Regions from separate parts of the Homo sapiens genome. Here regions 1 and 2 are each linked to region 3. The links are chromatin contacts, found by Hi-C or POLR2A ChIA-PET in ENCODE. All regions are on one chromosome and are shown on one strand. The core of a region is the stretch at or near the end of the contact, and the rest is flanking DNA. Distances in the headings are between cores, read along the strand shown. Region 1 has its middle 94 kb from the start of MSH6. Region 2 has its middle 62 kb from the start of MSH6. Region 3 has its middle 25 kb from the start of MSH2-OT1.

Region 1 (2,787 bases), core at 133-2,632, 190 kb before region 3:
TTATGATTAATCCAAGCAAGATTGTTTAAAAACAGCTGAGTTAATTTATAAGCTTCTATCTCACATCTGTTTATCTTTTCACCAATCATTATGTTTTGTAATATGTTTATTTAAAAATAATTCTCCAGGCTGAGCATGGTGGCTCATACCTCATGCTTGTAACTCCAGCACTTTAGGAGGCCAAGGTGGGAGGATTGCTTGAGCCCAGGAGTTTGAGACTGCCTGGGCAACACAGTTGGAACCTGTGTCTACAAACAAATTAGTTAGCTGGGCGTGGTGTCATGCACCTGTGGTCCCAGCTACTCAGGAGGCTGTGATAGGAGGATCACTTGAGCATGGAAGGTCAAGACTGCAGTGAGCTGTAATCGTGCCACTGCACTCCACCCTTGGTGACAGAGCAAGACCCTGTCTCAAAAAATGATGAGAATTATAATAATTCTACAACTCTCTTTGGTATCTTTCACCCTTAGAGTTTTGCTAAGTTAAATGATGGATATTCATTGCATTCATAGATTATTTCCAAACAAGGAGATATACTGAAGCATTAATTGCCTCACATAAGTATATACTTATCTATTGTTCACTTACTATAGAGGAATGAATGATATTTGGTTAGCAAACATGTCCTGTGCCACATTGAAAAATAGCATTATTTAAAAAAATAAGCAAAAACACCTCTATGTGCATATTTGGTAAGAAAAGTAGGATGTATTTTTGAAAAGAAAAAATATGAGGCATGAAGATGCGTTTTGGCTGAGGAAAAGGAGAGTAATTCAGTTTGGAAGTCCCTCCCCTATAGCATGGGAAATGCTCCCAAAGAGGCATTTCCTCTGCAGAGGTGGGCACTCAAAAACAAAGGAAGTCGCTCAGCCTAGACAGTCTCTGAGATGTAAATGACTCACTTCTGATGAGGAGGCGTCCAAATAACTGATCCTTCCAGACCACTGCTCTTCCCTTAACTCTTCATCATTTATTCTTTATTTATTTTTTTTATTTTTATTTTTTGAGACAGAGTCTCGCTCTGTTGCCCAGGCTGGAGTGCAGTGGTGCGATCTCAGCTCACTGCAACCTCGGCCTCCTGGGTTCAAGCGATTCTCCTGCCTCAGCTTCCTGAGTAGCTGGGATTACAGGCGCCCACCACCATGGCTGACTAATTTTTGTATTTTTAGTAGAGACAGGGTTTTATCATGTTGGCCAGGCTGGTCTCAAACTCCTGACCTCAAGTGATTTCCCCTACTCCTGCCCCCGCTTCCTCTGCACACATTGGCCTCCCAAAGTGCTGAGATTATAGTGAGCCACCACACCTGGCCATTCATTCTTCATTCAACAGGTAATCAGTAGCAGGAAATGGCCTAAACAGGGGTGTCCGAGAGAGAACACAGCCATGGGTTCTTAGTTTCTGTTTCTGGCTGGGCTAACAAAGCCCCTTCTTTATCTCTCTTTTCTGCTTTTCACTAGAGACAGAAACTAAAAACCATGGCTTCAGGTTGCTAAAAGCCTAAAACAAAACAAAACAGAACATGAACAACAAAATAAGGTGGGTTGGATGAGCTTGGCCTGCAGGGTGGAATTGGTGGATGTACTGAGGAATGGAACCGGAAGTCTGTGCTGGTTATTGGTATTTTGCCTGTCAGCTCCAAAGCCATTCTTTTTTGCCTGCTCTGTGAAAACGTATCTGGGCCTTTTAAGTATTTCTTTATTTTGTTCCTTTGCCATCTGGCACTTAATTGTCAGTAGAGGCCAGGGAAGAATGAGTGCAGGAGGAAAAGGGTTTTGCTTCCTGGTTCCATTGCCAGCTCTGCAGGCCCCTGCGGTGTGCGAGGCCTGCCCCAGCACCAGGCTTCTGCGGTGGATGTGGTTTCCCAGTGCCTCACGCCAGCAGCAAGGGTGGCTTCTCCAGCACAGCTCCTTCAGTGCTTGAAGCTTCTCCAGACTCCAGCAGCACAGCTGGATTCCTCAGTATCTGTCTCTTGCAATGTGTAATCAGCAGCACCTAGTACAGTAGCTTTCCCCTGTATCCAATTCTGATGGTTTTGTAGCGAACTGTCTGCACTGAGTTACTTCCCTGTGAACAGCCTTCTCCCCAGCACCCCAGAAGACAGATTTCTAGCATGTTCCACTGGCATGGCACCTCAGTGAGGTCTCTGATATTTAGTGAGTCACAGCCATGCTTCTCCAGCAAGGCCTATATCTCAGCCCAAGGGTAAGTACTACATCTCAGCCCTGGGGTGGTGGCTTTTTATATTATATTTGTCATGCACATCCATGTAAAGAGACCACCAAACAGGCTTTGTGTGAGCAATAAAGCTTTTTAATCACCTGGGTGCAGGTGGGCTGAGTCCAAAAAGAGAGTCAGCAAAGGGACTTAGGGATGGGGCAGTTTTATAGGATTTGGGTAGGTAGTGGAAAATTATAGTCAAAGGGGGTCTCAAGGTGCTCAGTGGGGGAGCTTCTGAGCCAAGAGAAGGAATTTCATAAGGTAATGTCATCAGTTAAGGCAGGAACCGGCCATTTTCACTTCTTTTGTGATTCTCCAGTTGCCTCAGGCCATCTGGATGTATAAGCACAGGCTTGGGCTCAGAGGCCTAAGAATATTAATCTGCCATTATCACATCAATTATATCTGCTATTCCTATATTCTTTTTTATTCTTTTTATTTCTTACTACCCCACCTCTGGTTACTCTGTCTAATTCCATGTTATGGTTAGTAATTCTTTGTTTTTTGTTTTTTGTGTTTTTTTTTTGAGACGAAGTCTCACTCTTGTCCCCCAGGCTGGAGTGCAATGG
Region 2 (2,700 bases), core at 173-2,672, 220 kb before region 3:
GTTAACCAGTGAATGGATTAAGGGCGGTGCAAGATGTGCTTTGTTAAACAGATGCTTGAAGGCAGCATGCTCGTTAAGAGTCATCACCACTCCCTAATCTCAAATACCCAGGGACACAAACACTGCGGAAGGCCGCAGGGTCCTCTGCCTAGGAAAACCAGAGACCTTTGTTCACTTGTTTATCTGCTGACCTTCCCTCCACTATTGTCCTGTGACCCTGCCAAATCCCCCTCTGCGAGAAACGCCCAAGAATGATCAATTAAAAAAAAAAAAAGAAAGAAAAAGAAAATTTGTTAACCAGGCTTAGTTAAAAACTCCGTATGGAAGGTTTATGGGATAAAAATCTTTTTCTCTACTGAGGACTTAGGTCCAATGATCAGGGGCCCGCAAATTAACTGACAATAGACAGATAAACAGGCAAAAATAAAACAAGTTTGGCCGGGCGAGGTGGCTCACGCCTTTAATCCTGGCATTTTGGGAGGCTAAGGTGGGAGGATCGCTTCAGCCCAGGGGTTCAAGACCAGCCTGGGCAACAAAGTGAGATCCCATAATTAGCCAGGCATGGTGGCATGCGTCTGTAGTGTCAGCTATGCAGGATGCTGCGGTAGAAGGATTGCTTAAGCCCAGGAGGTTGAGGCTGCAGCGAGCCATGATTGTGCCACTGCACTCCAGCCTGGGCAGCAGAGCAAAAGCCTCTCTCAAAAACAAAACAGAAAAAGAAAACAAGTTGGCTGGGTACGGTGGCTCACACCTGTAATCACAGCACTTTGGGAGGCCGAGGTAGGTGAATCACGAGGTCAGGAGTTCAAGACTAGGCTGGCCAACATGATGAAACCCCGCCTCTACTAAAAATACAAAAAAATTAGCCAGGCGTGGTGGCGGGCGCCTATAATCCCAGCTACTAGGGAGGCTGAGGCAGAGAATTGCTTGAACCCGGTAGGTTCAAAGGTTGCAGTGAGCTGAGATCGCGCCACTACACTCCAGCCTGGGCGACAGAGCGAGACTCAGTCTCAAAAAAAAAAAAAAAAAAGAAAAAGAAAACAAGTTTTATTTATATGCATGCAGGAACGTTCAGATAAAGAAGCTCATTGATCTCAACCTAATAAGGAAAAGAGAGCGAGAGAAAGGCTTCTATGGGAAAGACACATGGACATTTGAGGAAAGACAAATGGACTTTTAGAGAAACAAATGGAAGAGATGGGAGTTTGTTGCTGATGTTTATGTTTGTCTACATGAGTGGTTGGTGTTCTTCCTGGGAGTGAGCTCCTCTGGAGAGGAGATTTATGGCAACTTTACTCCCAGAAGGCTCTTCCTTTTAGTGAAATAAAGGAAGTTCCAAAAAGGCTTCTTTCTGCATCTGCTGTATCTCTAGTGTCTTCGGTTTAAAATAATCTTCACACTTATTCTGGAGGGCCAAGTGGATCCCCAGAAGGGGAACATGGGCTCTGACTGAGGAGCAAGGAAATGTATGAGTTTCAGTATCATCTATGGTAACACTTCAGAGTCAGTAGAAAAAAAAGTTCTGGGCAGAGTGCAGTGGCTCATACCTGTAATCCCAGTAATCTGGGAGGCTGAGGCAGGAGGATCACTTGAAGCCAGGAGTTCAAGACCAGCCTGGACAACATGGTGAGAACTCATCTCAAAAAAGAGAAAAGAAAAAAAATTAGCTGGGTCTGGTGGCACATGCTTGTGGTGCCAGCTACTGGGAGGGTGGGGTGGGAGGATTGCTTAACCCTGGGAGGTCAAGGCTGCAGTGAGTCGTGCTTGCACCACTGCACTCCAGCCTGAGCAATAGAGTGAAACCCTGTCTCAAGAAAACCAAAAGTTTTGATTCTCAGCTATGTTCTGGTGAGGTTGCTGAGTAGCTCAGTGATGGATTGGTGAGGTGTTTGTACATAGATGCTTTATGCATCCCCCTTTCCAGAGGCCTGGCCTCTTAAGTCCAGTCGTTTAGAGCCAGCGACATATCTTCTATCAGCTCTGGGAGGTGCTGGATAGAGGTCAGCAGCATAGTGACTACTGAGGGATGCCGGGGGGTTCAAGTCCTGAAATTCCACCATTAGAGCTTCATTTTGTAGGTCGTACTTTTCCCTGTCCCTCCAGAAACTAACAAGTGAAGTCTCTCTTCCTCTCTCTCTCACTTTCTCCTCAAATTTTAAGGGTAAAATCACATAAAATTGTAAAGGTCCCTCCTCCCTATCCTGCCTCAGGAGTGACACCAGTTCCTAAGTGTATATGTGTTTTTTATTTTTATAGAAAAGATAAAACACCATTGCCCCTGTTCTGTGCCCTATTTTCATTTTCACTGTAAGCAATACATTTCTTTTTTCTTTCCTTTTTTTTTTTTTTTTTTTTTGATACAGGTTATCACTCTGAAGCCCAAGCTAGAATGCAGTGGGTATCATAGCTCACTATAACCTCAACCTCCTGGGCTCAAGCGATCCTCTCACCTCAGCCTATCAAGCTGTTGGGACTACAGGAGTCTCTAATATATATGAATGAGACATAGTCTCCCTATGGTGCCCAGGCTAAGTAATACATTTTTAAAATAAGTTCATATCAGTACCCAAATCATTTTCCTGTTGTTGTGATGAATGCAATGGCATGCCATTGCACAGAAGTGCCATTATTTATTAAACCAGCCTCTCAGTGATGTCAGCCCTCCTAGGACTGCTATTACAAATGGTATTCAAATGAATA
Region 3 (2,700 bases), core at 188-2,687:
CAAGCCTGGCAAATGTGGCTCCTGGGAGCCCCCAGCTCCCACAGTGAGGCCTCTTCTCTCCCCTTCTCTAAAGCCTGCCCACCCCTCAACCCCCAGGTAGCTCCTGCTCTCAGCTCTTACACTCCAGAATAAGCACTGCGAAGGGTGTCATCTGCAGCCTGTGGGGGAGGCAAGGCTGGAAGACATGGGAGGGGAGAAGGGCCACAGCAGGCAGGGCCAAATGGCCTTGGCCTAGGCCCCACCTGCCCCAGCACACGGCGTTTTGGAATAGTTTTGCTGGGGGTTCAACCACAACTGTCCTCAAACTCCTCTCCAATGAAGGAGGGGAATGGGCTTTGGAGGCTGACAGTTGAGTCACCCAGGCCTTGAGGAGGCCAGCTCTTTCCTCAGCTCCTCCTGCAGATGCTCAGTCATGGCCGAGCCTGTTCCACTTTAATCTGCATCCACATGCTTTCTGACTCAATGTTTCTGGGAAACAACATCACAAAAATCAATGTTTTAGTGTCTACTTGGTGCTAGGCTGACTTTAAGAGTCTGGTAGTTCTTTCTATTCAGACTGATCTAGATGAGGGTCCCATTAAGCAAATTCTTTAACCTCTCTGAGAATCAGTTTCAACATCTTGAAATGGGGAAACAAGCAATCTACCTTATTGCATTGTTGTGAGGATTAACTAAAATGATTATAAAGTGCCAGACATACTGTCTAGCACACACATTCAGTGACTATCACTTCCTCTTTTTGCCTCCTCTCCCACAAGTTCAACCTTTCTTATGTGAACATGACCAGGGCCCATCCATCCATCCGTCCATCCATCCACTCATCCGTCCATCCATCCACCCATCCACTCATCCATCCATCCATCCATCCATTTATCCATCCATCCATCCATCCATCCATCCATCCATCCATCCACTCATCCATCCATCCATCCACTCATCCATCCATCCATCCATCCATTTATCCATCCATCCATCCATCCATCCATCCATCCATCCATCCATCCATACATCCATCCACCCATCCATCCATTTATCCATCCATCCACTCATCCACCCATCCATCCACTCATCCATCCATTCACTCACCTATCCATCCATTCAGTAATTCATCCATGTATTTATATTTTTTCATTTTTTGAATACATACTATGCACAAACTGCTGCAAGTTGTCCACAGAAGTGGAAATATATAATCTAGAAGCAAAAATTAACTATAAAGGCTATGGTATAAATAACTTGGCAAAAAGTGAAAAGTGTCATAAAAGAGGTACAGGGAAAATGTCAGGAGATTAAACACCCCGGGCCTCTCTTCAAGCCTCAGTTGAAGCCAACTGCCAGGATTACACTTTATTTGATAAAACATTTCTCTTTCCCTGATGAAGACCATCAGAATGTTTGTTTCCTTTTACACAGGAAGGTGACTCAAATTCTAATTATCCTAACCCAGGAAATGACTTTGTCTTGCCTTTCATTTTACTGTATTCAGCTCTTAGTTGCTCCACTGAGGACAATCTGCAGAGCCCAGGTTTCTTCCAAGATTTTAAATGGACCTTCCACGAGGGATTCTGAAACCCAAAAAATGAGCTAAATGAAGAGATGATAGATACATTACAGGAAGCCTCCTTGGGCCAGACATTCCCTACACAGTCATGTGCAGGTGAGTCAATCAGCTGAGAGCTCTTCAGTGTCAGCAGCCCACCTCCACCCCTTCAAAGACCCCTCTCTCTCCACCTCCTGGATCCTGCCCACATTTCAAGTCACCCCAGGAAGAATCGGGGGAAAAACATCTCCCAGTAAAAGTGCCTGACCAACAGTGTAGTTTGTAGCTGATGAAAGACAAAAATCTCACACCTTTTGTTGCCACAGTAAAAAACAACAATCCATCCATATGTTGAAACACTTGACTCACAGAACTCTCTGCAGGCTGCCACTCACCCCTGCAGGAGGAATTGACCACAAGGTTCCTGCAAAGATGTTGCTGAGAAAATGCTGCCAGTTGAGTTGTTTGGTGTGGTAGATTTAGAGACAGAAGACCCAACTCTGCCACTTCTCAAGTGTGTGAGTTTGGGTGAGTCCTTTTAGCTTTCTAAATCTCTGTGTAGGCAGGGCACAGTGGCTCACACCTGTACTCCCTGCACTTTGGGAGGTCAAGGTAGGAGGATCACTTGAGTCCAGGAGTTTGAGACCAGCCTGGCCAACATGGCAAAACCCCGTCTCTACGAAAAATACAAAAATTAGACAGGCATGGTGGCACATGCCTGTAGGCCCAGCTATTCAGGAGGCTGAGGCAGGAGAATCACACGAACACAGGAGGCAGAGGTGGCAGTGAGTCGAGATCGTGCCACTGCACTCCAGCCTGGGCAACAGAGCAAGACTCCATCTCAAAAGAAATAAAAATAGAAAAATAGGCCGGGCGCAGTGGCTTATGCCTGTAATTCCAGCACTTTGGGAGGTTGAGGCAGGTGGATTGCCTGAGGTCAGGAGTTTGAGACCAGCCTGGCTAACACGGTGAAACCCCATCTCTACTAAAAATACAAAAATTAGCCAGGCAAGGAGGTGCACGCCTGTAGTCCCAGCTACTTGGGAGGCTGAGGCAGGAGAACTGCTTGAACCCGGGAGGTGGAGGTTGCAGTGAGCTGAGATCACACCACTGCACTCTAGCCTGGTGACAGAGCAAGACTCCATCTCTGAAAAAAAAGT

The links. A loop is a pair of places that touch in the nucleus more often than their neighbours do. ChIA-PET counts read pairs that join two places held with the same protein, here RNA polymerase II (POLR2A). Pooled maps may share reads with other maps.
Region 1: a loop to region 3 is called in a pooled map, with 5 times the contacts of the local background. The contact joins two enhancer-like sites. A Hi-C loop is called at or near these places in 1 of 168 maps with a recorded cell type or tissue (OCI-LY7), 2 of 37 single-sample maps with no recorded cell type and 4 of 50 pooled maps. POLR2A ChIA-PET finds 5 or more read pairs at or near these places in 2 of 52 experiments (OCI-LY7 and activated naive CD8-positive, alpha-beta T cell).
Region 2: a pooled map shows a loop between it and region 3 (9-fold over the local background). The contact joins two enhancer-like sites. A Hi-C loop is called at or near these places in 11 of 37 single-sample maps with no recorded cell type and 5 of 50 pooled maps. POLR2A ChIA-PET finds 5 or more read pairs at or near these places in 2 of 52 experiments (K562 and activated CD4-positive, alpha-beta T cell).

The regions. Positions count from the first base shown.
Region 1 is chr2:47,687,811-47,690,597 of GRCh38, reverse strand. It overlaps a transcript of MSH2 not described here. Among named protein-coding and RNA genes, the nearest start is that of MSH6, 94 kb to the left of the region's middle. Within about 2 kb of position 1,382, at least 2 of the 41 ENCODE cell types and tissues checked have a DNase peak (open chromatin) inside an H3K27ac peak, as active enhancers do; they include OCI-LY7, where a contact is called at or near this core.
Region 2 is chr2:47,719,332-47,722,031 of GRCh38, reverse strand. No RefSeq gene overlaps it. Among named protein-coding and RNA genes, the nearest start is that of MSH6, 62 kb to the left of the region's middle. RefSeq lists an enhancer at 1-552. Within about 2 kb of position 1,422, at least 2 of the 41 ENCODE cell types and tissues checked have a DNase peak (open chromatin) inside an H3K27ac peak, as active enhancers do.
Region 3 is chr2:47,500,793-47,503,492 of GRCh38, reverse strand. It overlaps a transcript of MSH2 not described here. Among named protein-coding and RNA genes, the nearest start is that of MSH2-OT1, 25 kb to the left of the region's middle. Within about 2 kb of position 1,437, at least 5 of the 41 ENCODE cell types and tissues checked have a DNase peak (open chromatin) inside an H3K27ac peak, as active enhancers do; they include OCI-LY7, where a contact is called at or near this core.